2 separate regions of the Mus musculus genome follow, and region 1 is linked to region 2. A link is a contact called in ENCODE POLR2A ChIA-PET data. All regions are on one chromosome and are shown on one strand. Each heading gives the region's core, a stretch centred on a gene start or an enhancer-like site at or near the end of the contact. The rest is flanking DNA. Distances are from core to core; before and after follow the strand shown. Region 1 holds the start of Prpf19 (pre-mRNA processing factor 19). Region 2 holds the start of Tkfc (triokinase, FMN cyclase).

Region 1 (5,614 bases), core at 1,092-3,591, 290 kb after region 2:
TTTATTTAGGTCTCAGCAAAAATGTTGCCACCCTTTGGTTTGGTGAAATAGCTCACTGAGGAAAGGAACTTCCGGTCAAGTCAGAGAACCTGACTTCGATCCCAAGACCAACGTGATGGGAGTGAGCCAATTCTCTGAGGTTCTCCTTTGACACATAATCATGGGCTGTGGCACATGCATCCACATACACACTAAAATAAAATTTACGTGCTAAAAACAAACATCATCTCCCCAGTGGGCATGCATACCTTTTTCATACCCTGCTAAAGTAGTCACCCCTCCAACCCCAGTACCACCTTCTCAACCCGCTCTAATTTATCTTTTATTTAGAGCACCTACCCATCTGGAACTTTCTTCTTGTTTATGTGCCCATCATTCCACAGACTGTAATCTATGTCAGCAGTTGGTTTTTGTTTTTTTGTTTTTTTCAAGACAGGGTTTCTCTGTGTAGCCCTGGCTGTCCTAGAACTCACTCTATAGACCAGGCTGGCCTCGAACTCAGAAATCCTCCTGCCTCTGCCTCCCAAGTGCTGGGATTAAAGGCGTGCGCCACCACTGCCCAGCCTATGTCAGCGTTTCTTTCTTCATCTCATTTCTGTCTCTTAGACCAATTAGATCACATTAAAGATTTATGTTGGCTATATTTTGTGATTGTAGAATTGGGCAACACCTCATTCCATGAGCCAAAGTGTGTCTTGATGCCTCGGAGGGGAGTCATTCCCTAGACAGGAAGCAGAAATAAAACAAAAGAGAAGGCCTGAGCATGTTTTCCTTGGGAGGCTAGGAGACAAAGAGGGAAGTGCAGAGATCTGACTGGTTGATAGGTCAGATTTCTCCAGTGTACTTTTCATAAGGACCAAGGCAGGCAGAACATAGTTACCATGCTTGCTGTGATTGGCAGGGCTAGGACATGTGGCCATTGCCTCTGTCTGTCCTGATTTCTTAGAAGGTTAGAAAGCTAGTTTTAATTTGCTACCATAGAACTCCATTATGACTGATACCATTTTAGTTTATTTACTTACTCTCAATGTGCCACCAGGCCTAGCCTATTTATTTATTTTACTGTGTGTGCTTGTGTGTGTGTGTGTGTGGGGGGGGTGTCTTGGGGACTGAACTCGGGTATCAGGCTTGGTAGCCGATCTGGTCCGGTCTTTAGTAGAGAAAACAAAAGAAGTTGGCAGGAGGCAGGGAACTGTTATTATAACAAAACACCTGAGGTAGGCTACTTTAAAGAAAAGAGGGTTCTCCTTGCTCAAATTTCTAGAAGCACAAGGTTCAAAGAGAATGACGTGGGCAATGTCTAGGGCCTCTTCCTTGCTGGTGTCACATTGCCATGGAAGTCAACTGGTTCATTTGTGCCTGTTCACTCTTTCTTTCCCTATATGAACTCCACCAGGATTCTTGTAATGTCTTATTCTAAAGATCCCACCTCTACATTCCACAGTTAAGCTAGATAGTAATGACACACACCTTTGATTTCAGCACTCAAAAGGCAGAGACAGGAAGATCTTTGAGTTTGAGGCCAGCCTTATCTGCAGACTGAGTTCCAGGACAGCCAGGGCTACACACACACACACACACACACACACACACACACACACACAAACCCAGTCTCAAAAAAACAAAAACAAAACCACAGAAAAACACCATAGTCGTGCTAACTTTCCACTCTTACTGTTTGGTTGCTTATTGAGACATGTTCTCTCTACACAGCTCTGACTGCCCTGGATTGGAGCTCACTATATAACCAGGTTGGACTTGTACTCCGAGATCTGCCTGCCTCTGAAGCCCAGTGCCTGTGTTTAAAGACTTCTGCAAACACACCCATCAAATTTCCATTCTTTTAAACGTACACATAAGACGCTGGGAACTAAATTCCCTTGAGTTTACAAAACAGACTATATTTAAAACGTAGCAGGCAACGAAGTCATTGGCTTGCCCATATTTCCAGAGCAAGAATTTAGGCAGTGTTAGTTTCTTTACTCATTTGTGCTTTATTTACAGGGTCACATTGTTTCTCAAAAGCCGGCCAAGGAACACAGGTCTCCGAATCATGCCTACAGACTCTCTAAGGCAGACTCTAGGAATCTGCACTTTTACAAGCTCCTGAAAAATCTGTCTTGCACACGACCATTTCAAAGACTAGTGTTCCCTAGGTGACAGCAGCTCCATCTAAAAAAAAAAAAAAAAAAAAGAGCCTTGGCGGTCCCCGCAGCCTCATGGGAAATGTAGTTTCTTCTCTCCTTCCCGCCTCAGGCCTCTTGGAGCGCTCGCCGGAAGAAGCCGAGCCAATGCGGAAACAGCCGAGTGTTTCGAGGCGGGCCTTTTCCTGCTCGGTTGCATGCTGGGAAAGGGCAGTTTCCGTTAGCTGCAGAAGGCTGAGGCGCGCCACCGGCCACCTCCCCACGTGAAGCAGTTGTGCGAGCATCGCCACGCTGGGCAGCTGTCTACCCGCGTCCGAGCGCTCCGGAAGCGGCGGGGGACCGGAAGTGGCCCGCGGAGGCTGCAGAGAACCGGGAACCCTCTGTGAGGCGACTGGCAGCAGCGCTACGACGGCGCCATGTCCCTGATCTGCTCGAGTGAGTGCTGGCTGCGGCGGGAGGCGGGAGCGTGTGTGGCCCCTGTGGCTCGGGCCCTGGAGCTCCCGGCCCTGCGTGCAGGGTGCATTTGCGCAGGGCTGCGCAATTCACGTAGCTGGGAAGAATGACTGTCTCAGGGGTCTTTTGAAACCGGCGTCGTTTTACAGAGCTGAGACAGGCCTGAGCAGAAGTGGGGGGGAGGAGCTGGTGCAGTGAAAAACAGCTCTTGGTGTCAAAAAACCCGAGGACATGCCCAGGATCCGCCTCCAATTGTGATCTGGGCTCTAGCGGGTTTGGGCCTCAGTTTCCCCATCTGCAAAATTGAAAGCATTGCAGTGGGCATTGCTTGGGAAACCTCGCTTAGGAATCGGACTTTCCGATTTGCAGAGATCACGCAGTGACTTCGAGACAGGGCTGGAAGCCAGGTGTCTGGCTTCTAGCCTCGCGCAGTATGACTAATGAAAACAGCGAATGTTTAGAAAACCTGTATTGATTTACGATGCATTTCCAAACGGTGATCTCATTTTATGCTTACAAGAATTGTCTGAAGGGAAATAAAGATCCGTGAGTTACAGAGGGTGTCGGAAGTCTTGAAGAATGGGTTTACCTAGGGGTGTGCGAGGAAGCTAAGCAGTGGAGCTTGGCTCTTTGAGCCTGGATCCATGGTTTTCCCGTGCACTATGCTGTCCTGTCTTGGGGTGTTGTATTACGGCATTGCGGGTGTTCTCCCATATTGTTTACCACGTTACTAGATTCCTCGCCTTCTCTATTTCCCTCTCAGAACGTTGCCATTAGTTCAAAGAAGGAAAAGGAGGAGGGAAATGACAAGCAGAAAAGGAAATCTCATACTAGAGAAATTGCAGTTTGCAAAGTATTTACAAACGATTTGTTTTCTTTCCATCTTTGAGACCACACTCTTACGTGCCCAGGGCTATCCTTCCTCTGGTAGAAGAGGGAAAGCTCCCAGAAAGCTTTAGTCGTCGAGTAGTGTGATAAACCAACAGAATAGGACAGGAAGGCCGTGTACAAGATACGGGTTTTAAATATGGCACAAATCCATACTTAATAACACATGCATGGGAGTCCTGCAAAAATAGGTGATTCTAAGAGAAGCCACGGAGAAGAATAGGAGCTTGAACCTTAGGATGGTGACTCACAACCTATGGGAGGCTGAATAGAATTGTGTGGTGAATAAGAGCTGTTTTGTGATGTGACAAGTCGCTATCTTAGAGCAGCTTTCAGAAGAGTCTGATGTGGAGGTAGCTTCCACTTGTCTGCTAAAGTGAACCAGTTGACCCTGTTTAGGGGAAGGTAGAGAAACAAGTCTGAGAAGGTCAGAGAGACCTTGGTTTTAAGCCTGCTTTTGGGGCCTTCATTTCTTTATTTTTTATTTTGGTAGTTAAGCATGCTCAAGGCTTCGTACTTTGGAATATTCTTTTCTGGGCCCCGGGACTTTTGCACTCATTTACCCTGTTATGATGTTTATCAAGTGTCAGCTTAGTATCTGCATTGTCCTGGAGGTCAGTGACAGCTGTAACGGCCATCTTCAAGGGTACACAGACTATTCTGTCAAGCGCTTAGAATAGAATCTTGCTTGGCATGTAGTAGCAGAGCTCTTTGTTTGCTTGTTTTCATTTTATCAGTACTTGTCACGTTGCTTCGGAATTTCTCCTGTTGATCTGTCTAGGGCTCCCACTGGATGACAGGTTTGAGTTGTGCTCTGTGTGCTTCTCTGTCCATCTCGGTTCAAAAATGAGATGGGCAGGACTTACTGACCACTCTGTACAGTACTGGCACATAGGATCTGGGCAGTTATTATTTATTGACTTTTATTATCAGCAGACCAGAGAATTTAGCTAAGTAGTTGGCGAGCATTGTAGGACCAAGTACGGGCAGGCTTGCTGTCACAGACCTTGCTTCCTGATAGCTGACTAGGAGGACATGGTCTTGTTGGGGCTGACACAATGAAGAATCTCCTCTGCCCACGTCTCCTTTTCTCCTGTGCTCACTCTCACTACCTGTCTTTCTCTATAGTCTCCAATGAAGTGCCAGAGCACCCGTGCGTGTCCCCTGTCTCTAATCATGTGTATGAGCGGCGACTCATTGAGAAGTACATTGCAGAGAATGGCACAGATCCTATCAACAACCAGCCTCTCTCAGAGGAGCAGCTCATCGACATCAAAGGTGCCTGCCCAGTAGCCTCAAGTCCAAGGCCAGCTCAGCTCAGCCTTCACCGGTGGGGGGTGGAGCCAATCTGGTGGAGAAGATGGTGGCTGGGGGTGGGGGTGGTGGGGGAGAGTTCCCTGGGTTCTAGTTCTTCATACCTACTTTGCTGCCTCTCTTGGCAGTTGCTCACCCAATCCGACCCAAGCCTCCCTCCGCCACCAGCATCCCAGCCATTCTGAAAGCCTTGCAGGATGAGTGGGTGAGTTCTGTGAAAAGAATGCACCTCTGGGCTAGGACCTGGGGATTGAAAAGATGGGGCCTCCCTCCTCCCTCCTCTCCCCTCCCCTCCCCTCTCTCTTCTGTGTCTGGGTCTTTGGCTTACATGTATGACCGTGTCTGGGTCTTTGGCTTACACGTATGACCGTGTCTGGGTCTTTGGCTTACACGTATGACCGTGCATTACTTATGTGCCTGGTGCTTGGAGGTGGGAGAGGGTGTATGATCCCTTGGAACTGTAGTTATAAACAGTTGTGAACCACCATGTGGGCCTGGGGAATCAAACCTGGGACCTCTGGAAGAACAGCAAGTGCTCTTAATTCCTGGACTCTCTCAACTCTCTGCAGGCCCTCTTATTGCCTTGAGATAGGACGTTGCTTTGTGGCCTCCACTGCTCTGCAACTTGTGGTCCTTTTGCCTCAGCCTTCTAGTGCTAGGATTATAAGTGCCAACCACCAGGCCTGACTCTTGGGGTGATGAACACAGGGGTAATGTAGTCCCTGGGCCACTGAGCAGCCCCTCATTTTGTGCCAGCCTTACTTATTTCATTTGTGAGGAACAAGATGCCAATACAAGAGGAGCCTGGTTGCTGG
Region 2 (6,022 bases), core at 2,673-5,172:
CCTCAGGGGTTAACTGGCTCAACCCTGCATTTCTAGAGCTGTAAGAATCCAGGTGCAGAGACAGGCTGTGACTGGGCGTGGAGTGGCTGGGGGCTGTGGGAGGATGGAGACTGGGCCCATTGCTAACTCTGGCCCCTGCACTGATTGTCTGGTACCTCACACTAGCACTGAGGACCTCCCAGGATCCCTACTCTGCTCTGGCCAGCACCCCTTACAATGAACACAAGATACTCACCGGCATGGGCAGGCTCATGGCCTGAGCCTCCACCTGACAGAAGTGCTACCCGGCCCTTGAGGGTGTCCAGGTCAGAACGTAGGGCCACACGGTGCCCTTGCAGGAGCTGCAAGTCAGGGTTAGAGGCTACTAACCCAGCAAGGGCATCATCAGCACACCCTTCCACAGAATTCACCATCTTCTTGGAACTCTGTGGAGGAAGAGCAAGAAACAAGAGGTTCAGAGTGTGGTCAGCAGGTACCCCCATCCTGCCTGCCCAGCAACATTACAGTGCCAAATCTCCCCAGGGGTTTCATGCCAGGGGAAAGGAACTACAGAAGCCACCTAGGAATTCTAAGGATACAGTGGTACCTTGAGTTATGTCATTACCAGGTGCAGGTGTCTGTGACTTCTCAACTTTCAATGTTTTATTCAGTATTTATTTAACTAATAGACCTTTACACCATGATTTCTATGTATCACCATGATTTCTATGTATCCTGCAAAACAGCTTCAATGTAAAGCAAATGGGGGAGTTCACTAGAAAAAAAAAATGAAATTGGGGCCCTGTCAGTTTCTGTTAGAGGAGGTAGGTTTTAGATTGAGACTCCTATGATGGGTAGAGTCTGGGCAGGCCCCACACCAACCCAGTTGGTACCACAACTGGTTTTCCTGGGCTAGAGCTAGACCGTTCATGCAGGGTAGCAGGGCCCAGTGCTAGGCCCTTCATGGGAACACAGATATCATTCTTACGTGCTATGCTATGCAAGAGGGACATACATGTGTGTGGAAGCACAGAAGAAAAGGGCCTCAGTCTCCTAAAGGGGAAGTCTCTATGAAGAACAAGAAAGAGACATGTAGGCATTGGGAAGGGGGTGGGGGGTATTCGGAGCAGAAGGAAGCATAAGCCAAGGTATGGGATACAGAATAGAATAGTGGCTCCTGGAAGCATCAGAGTGACATAGTGTTGCAAGCAATATGGCCTACAGGAAGAGGTAGACAGGGGCCTCACAAGCCACAGGAAGAATCGTTCACAGGAATCGTCAGGGTCAAAGCCTCAGCTCCAGAGCCTAATAACTATCCTCAGAGCCATGTCCTCAACAGGCCAGTTAAAGAGACAACAGTAAGGAGCAGACAAAGGAGATTTATCAATTTACTTATAATTTATGTTTTATAATAATTTATCAGATTGTTCATTATTTATCAATTCATTAATATGTTCTCATTGGGAAGAGGAACAAATAAAGAGGTCCAGGGATACTCTCTCATGTCCAAAGCCATCTTCAGGGCACGGATACGAGGTTTAGGTTTAAACAGAGAGGTATGTATAACCTAGTAGTTCTAGCTGGGTGTGGTAGCACAGGCCTTAGGAGATGGAGGCTTGGGGGGCGGGGGTGGGGGAGGACTCCGGAGTTCAAGGTTAGCATCAGCTACACAGAAAGTTGGAGGCCAACCTGAGCTACAGGAGACCCATGTGTCTCAAACTGAACATAAAAACTGAAACAAGCCAGGCGTGGTGGCGCACACCTTTAATCCCAGCACTCGGGAGGCAGAGGCAGGTGGATTTCTGAGTTCGAGGCCAGCCTTGTCTACAAAGTGAGTTCTAAGACAGCCAGGGCTATACAGAGAAACACTGTCTTGAAAAAAACAAAAAAACAAACAAGCAAAAAAAAAAACAAAACAAAAAAAACCCTGAAACAAGCCAGGTTGTGGTGGTGTGTGCTTTTAATTCCAGAACTCAGGAGGCAGAAACAAAACAAAACAAACAAACAAATATAAAAAATAAAACACTGAAAAAAAAAAAAGCCTAGTCAGTTAGGGCCAAGGTGTGGTTGACTGACTCATCCCCTTCTTGCAGGCAGCTGAAACACTGTCAGAAACATGTGAAATCTCTTCCTGGCTGCTTCTCCTCGTGAGTGTCAGGGCCTCTGTCTCTCTGTCTTTACCTCCCCCAGCTTGAGATTCTTGGGAAAATTCCACTTTGTTGCAGGCATTATTTCAGCAGTCTGATAGCTAATGGGAAGGGGTGAAATGTCTCTTTAGAATGTCTGCATTCTGCCAGGGCAGTTACACGGTGAGCTATGGGCCTCCTTAGGAGAGAGGGCGTGCAAAGGCTGACCTAAACCCTGGAGAATACCTCTGGGTCCAGCTGAGTCTGTACAGCGTGTGCAGTAAGAGAGACCAGAGTCGCCGTGTGCCCAGGCTCTAGTGTCAGCAGGACACCACGCCTGAACTCAGGGAGCAAACCTCTGTTCTGGGCTCAGTTCTTCCTCTGGGAACAGTGATTTACAGAGCTTATACCAGTGTTACGGGAAAAGCTCGCTAAAAAGGTGCCATAGCCCCTTTTGTGAACAGGCTTTGAAAAGCTGGAGCTAGCTAAATAACTGTTCCGGGATGGGATGTAGCCAGCAGCCTTTGTCCTCAGGAGGCAGGAAGAGCGAGCCTCAAAGTGGATCCAGAAGAGACTGCTGGCGCCACCTAGTGATCGCAGCCTGACCCAGGTCTCCGCAAAACACACTTCCTGCCTCTTTTTTCTGAGCCTTTATGCAAAATGAAGCGCTGATGTCTTCCTGCCAGGCTTTCCTTCATTTAACAAGGGCCAAGGCCATAACACCTACTTAAGGATGACGAGAGTGGCCTAGGTCAACAGACAACAAGCAGAATAAAATGAGCTCCATTTCTTACGCACTAAGAGCCAGACCCATTTCTAAGTATGAATATGTCTAATTTAATTTCCCCAATAACCCTTTGGAGGTAAGATTAGTACAAACAGCAGAAAACTGAAGCACAACAAATGACTGTGCACAAAGTCACACAGCCAGCCAGTGCCTAGACCCTCCAGGTTCATCCCAGCCACATGCTGTTTTCCCAAGTGGCTGAAGTCACAGGCACAGGGTGGGGAAAGAGGGATCACTGAGTCTCCCTCCAAGAGATTCCCAATCATTCCTGCACCAGAGCCATGCCTGTTTCCCAGTAACACAAGGGAAAGGAAAGGCAAGAAAGGGGAGGTACAGACTAGGCCACTAGGATTCTAGTCTGATCAACACTGTGCGGCCAGGCCATGTGCTAGCAGGTCTTAGTCTGCCATACTGCAGATGAGGTTGGCGAGAGGAGAGACCCGGAGAAGTGAAGCCTTTGGCATAGTAGTAACACAGTGATGGGCACGAGGCTGAAATCGAGCCCAGATCTGTTCAAGATCAGTTTTAAAGCAAACCCCGGGGACACTGAGAGCCTCCCACATTGCAGTTCCCTGCTCTGGGAGCAGCCCACACATGCCCAGGCTGAGGAACAAGGGCCCGATCATTCCTCCAGGTTCCCTCCTTGACTAGCAAAGTGACTTATCACACAGCAAGTAACTTGTTGTTCTGATCTAAATGCGTGCCTGAGATCCTAGCCATAGGGGTTTCAGGGTGCCTCAGGTTAACCTCAGACCTGGCTTGGCCCAGTGCCCCGCCCACAGGAAAGGGAACGGGGATTAAGCTGGAGATACAAAATGAAATTCTTGTCTTCTGAACCCCAAGAGGCAGCATCGTCTCAGATGGGGACTAGAGAGAGTCCGGGTGTCCAGAGTGGGGTTCCCCATGGTCGTCCCTCTATTGTGGCTCCCACAGGACTCACCATGGTGGGAAAGTTCTGAAACAAGCTGAGCTCACACTTCTGCTCTGAGATGCCGCCGGGTGGACGGTCCTGACTGCTACCAGGTCTGAAGTAGAGACAGCAGCACCTGCAGGAGTGGAAAGGACTTGAGTTGCTGAAGGTATGGGCAGCCGATTGGCAATGTCATGCCTCCCGTGCCTGTGCCTTAAGAATTAGGGAGCTGCCTCAGACTTTGATCCAAGTCCAAACTCTAGTTCGTGGGCTAGGAATGGAGAGGAGCGTGGGGACTGACCAAAGTTCACACCCCCACTTAGCCAGAAGGCAGTGTTTGGAATCATGTCCAGCTTAAAGCTGGGAAGGAGAAAATGTACAAAGACCTTTACCTTTCTGGCTGGCCACACTAGTAGTGAGTCAGCTCTGTGATCCTATTTTACTTCTGGAACACAGACTGAAAGCTCTAGTGAGTTGTCTAAGATTGTGTTGCTGAGAGTTAGGACTTGAGCCCATGTCTAGTCTTGCTACAAAGCCTAATGTTTCCCCTTAGTCAACCAGTTTCCCAGAGTCAAGTCGAGTGCCAGCTGGGGAGGTACAAATCATCTTCAGTTCCACCTGGTTCAAACCTAGCTACACTGATCTCTGCCTCATTTGTAAAATAGGGAGTTAGCTCTCCTCCTCCGGCATTCTGGAGATGCTTCAGGACTAGGCTTCTGCTGCTCCTCCTTTGGGGTTGGGGACATGGAGGCTGTCTGATGAAGCCTGGGACCTGCATCTGCGGGGCTGATTGCACTAGTCACCTGGGTGTTTAGGCTCTTCCTGTGAAATTCCTGCGTTGTATTTGAGCTTAGAATTTGTATCGCAGTAGAGGCACTAATAGTGCTATCAAGTAATTTAGTGGAGAGTCCTTTCGTTTCTGGAGAAATTAAAAGAGGTGAGCAAACACACCCCCAGGTGATGTGTGAGGCTGGGATGATTGTTCTAAAGTCAGTTGAGGGCATTCGAGGGATCAGGAGGAGCTCGAAGAATTAAGCAAAGGAAAGCACGATTCTACTCTGGGATGTGCACAGATGGTCACCTCTTATCCCCAGTCTAGTCCTCCGCAGCCCTTCCTGTTTTAAAAGAGGGAAAACCCCGAGGACGCCTGGAGCTATGGAGGAAGGAAGGAGGCAGAATCTGAGGAAGGGGCGCGGATCTGGGCTGGGAAGCCAGCAGGCGGCCACTTAGGGCGTAGCAGACCAAAGAGGAGGCCAGTTCTGCCTGCGTACCGGTACTCTCGCTCTCATCCGGGTACTGCGACCTCTGGCGGTTAGGAGAAGGCGGGACCTCAGGGGGCGGGGCCTCGCTTGGTTGGCCGCCTCGGGCTCCGTAAGTCCTCCAAGAGGCCAGGTGAGGCCGTCCCGTGATCCTCTGCGCCTGGCCTCTCTGGCCTGCAACGTGTCTCAGGGGCGGAGGCAGCAGCCACGGAGTTGGCTGCGTGAGGGTGGGGGTTCTCAGTCTCTTCGCTCGCGCCCGTCTCTCTATCGTCGCTCTAGGCGCCCCACGGGCCAACCCAAGGCCTCAATATGTCGTACAACTACGTCGTAACGGCGCAGAAGCCTACTGCAGTGAACGGCTGTGTGACCGGTGAGATTGCCCCGGCCGGAGACCCGGGCAAGGGAGGGATCCCAGGCCTAGGGAGGCCAGCGGCCCCAGGGGCGGCGGGAGCAAAAACTTGGGCTCCGGGAATGGAAGGCGCTGGCAGTCGCGGAACGTCCCCCTTAGCTCGCGATCTCAAAGGAGCTGTTCCCACCACGCGCCTTTTGGGCAGCGGAAGCAGCTATTCTGGGTCCTTTTTTGCTCATAGGAGGTCACTTGTTATTGAGGATTGGTCCAGGCCTGATGGGACGGAGAGCGAAGTGTGAGTTGTGTGCGTGGTTGATTGAGTCTTCAAACTTGCCCCATGTGGTCAGGGGAAAGGGGAGATGATAATGGGGCAAGTTTTGAGTTCATAATTTTCCGGTGGATGTCCAGGAGGTTGAGGAATTTGAGCAATGTCTGCACCCCCCCCCCCCCGGCCCTCTCCAGACCCACCCTTTTGCCTGGGGCTGTTGTTTACTCCAGGGCGCTGCTGGAGAACAAGGTTTGGTTGGCCCGTCAGTGTGCGAGCTTTGCCTTGTTTGTGTGCGTGGCTCTTTATCGGCAGTTACATCCCAAACCAAAGAACATTCATCTTGA

Evidence for each region. ChIA-PET counts read pairs that join two places held with the same protein, here RNA polymerase II (POLR2A).
Region 1: POLR2A ChIA-PET joins it to region 2 with 11 read pairs in embryonic stem cell. The contact joins the promoter of Prpf19 here to the promoter of Tkfc in region 2. POLR2A ChIA-PET finds 5 or more read pairs at or near these places in 2 of 5 experiments (Patski and embryonic stem cell).

The regions. Positions count from the first base shown.
Region 1 is chr19:10,892,890-10,898,503 of GRCm38, forward strand. It overlaps Prpf19 (pre-mRNA processing factor 19), which reads left to right and starts at 2,342. Exons shown (of 16, transcript NM_134129.4): 1 at 2,342-2,579; 2 at 4,614-4,763; 3 at 4,928-5,004. The coding sequence starts at 2,561.
Region 2 is chr19:10,600,336-10,606,357 of GRCm38, forward strand. It overlaps Tkfc (triokinase, FMN cyclase), which reads right to left and starts at 3,923. Exons shown (of 17, transcript NM_145496.1): 1 at 3,833-3,923; 2 at 236-425. The coding sequence starts at 3,835. Ddb1 (damage specific DNA binding protein 1) reads left to right here and starts at 5,262. Exons shown (of 27, transcript NM_015735.2): 1 at 5,262-5,431. The coding sequence starts at 5,371.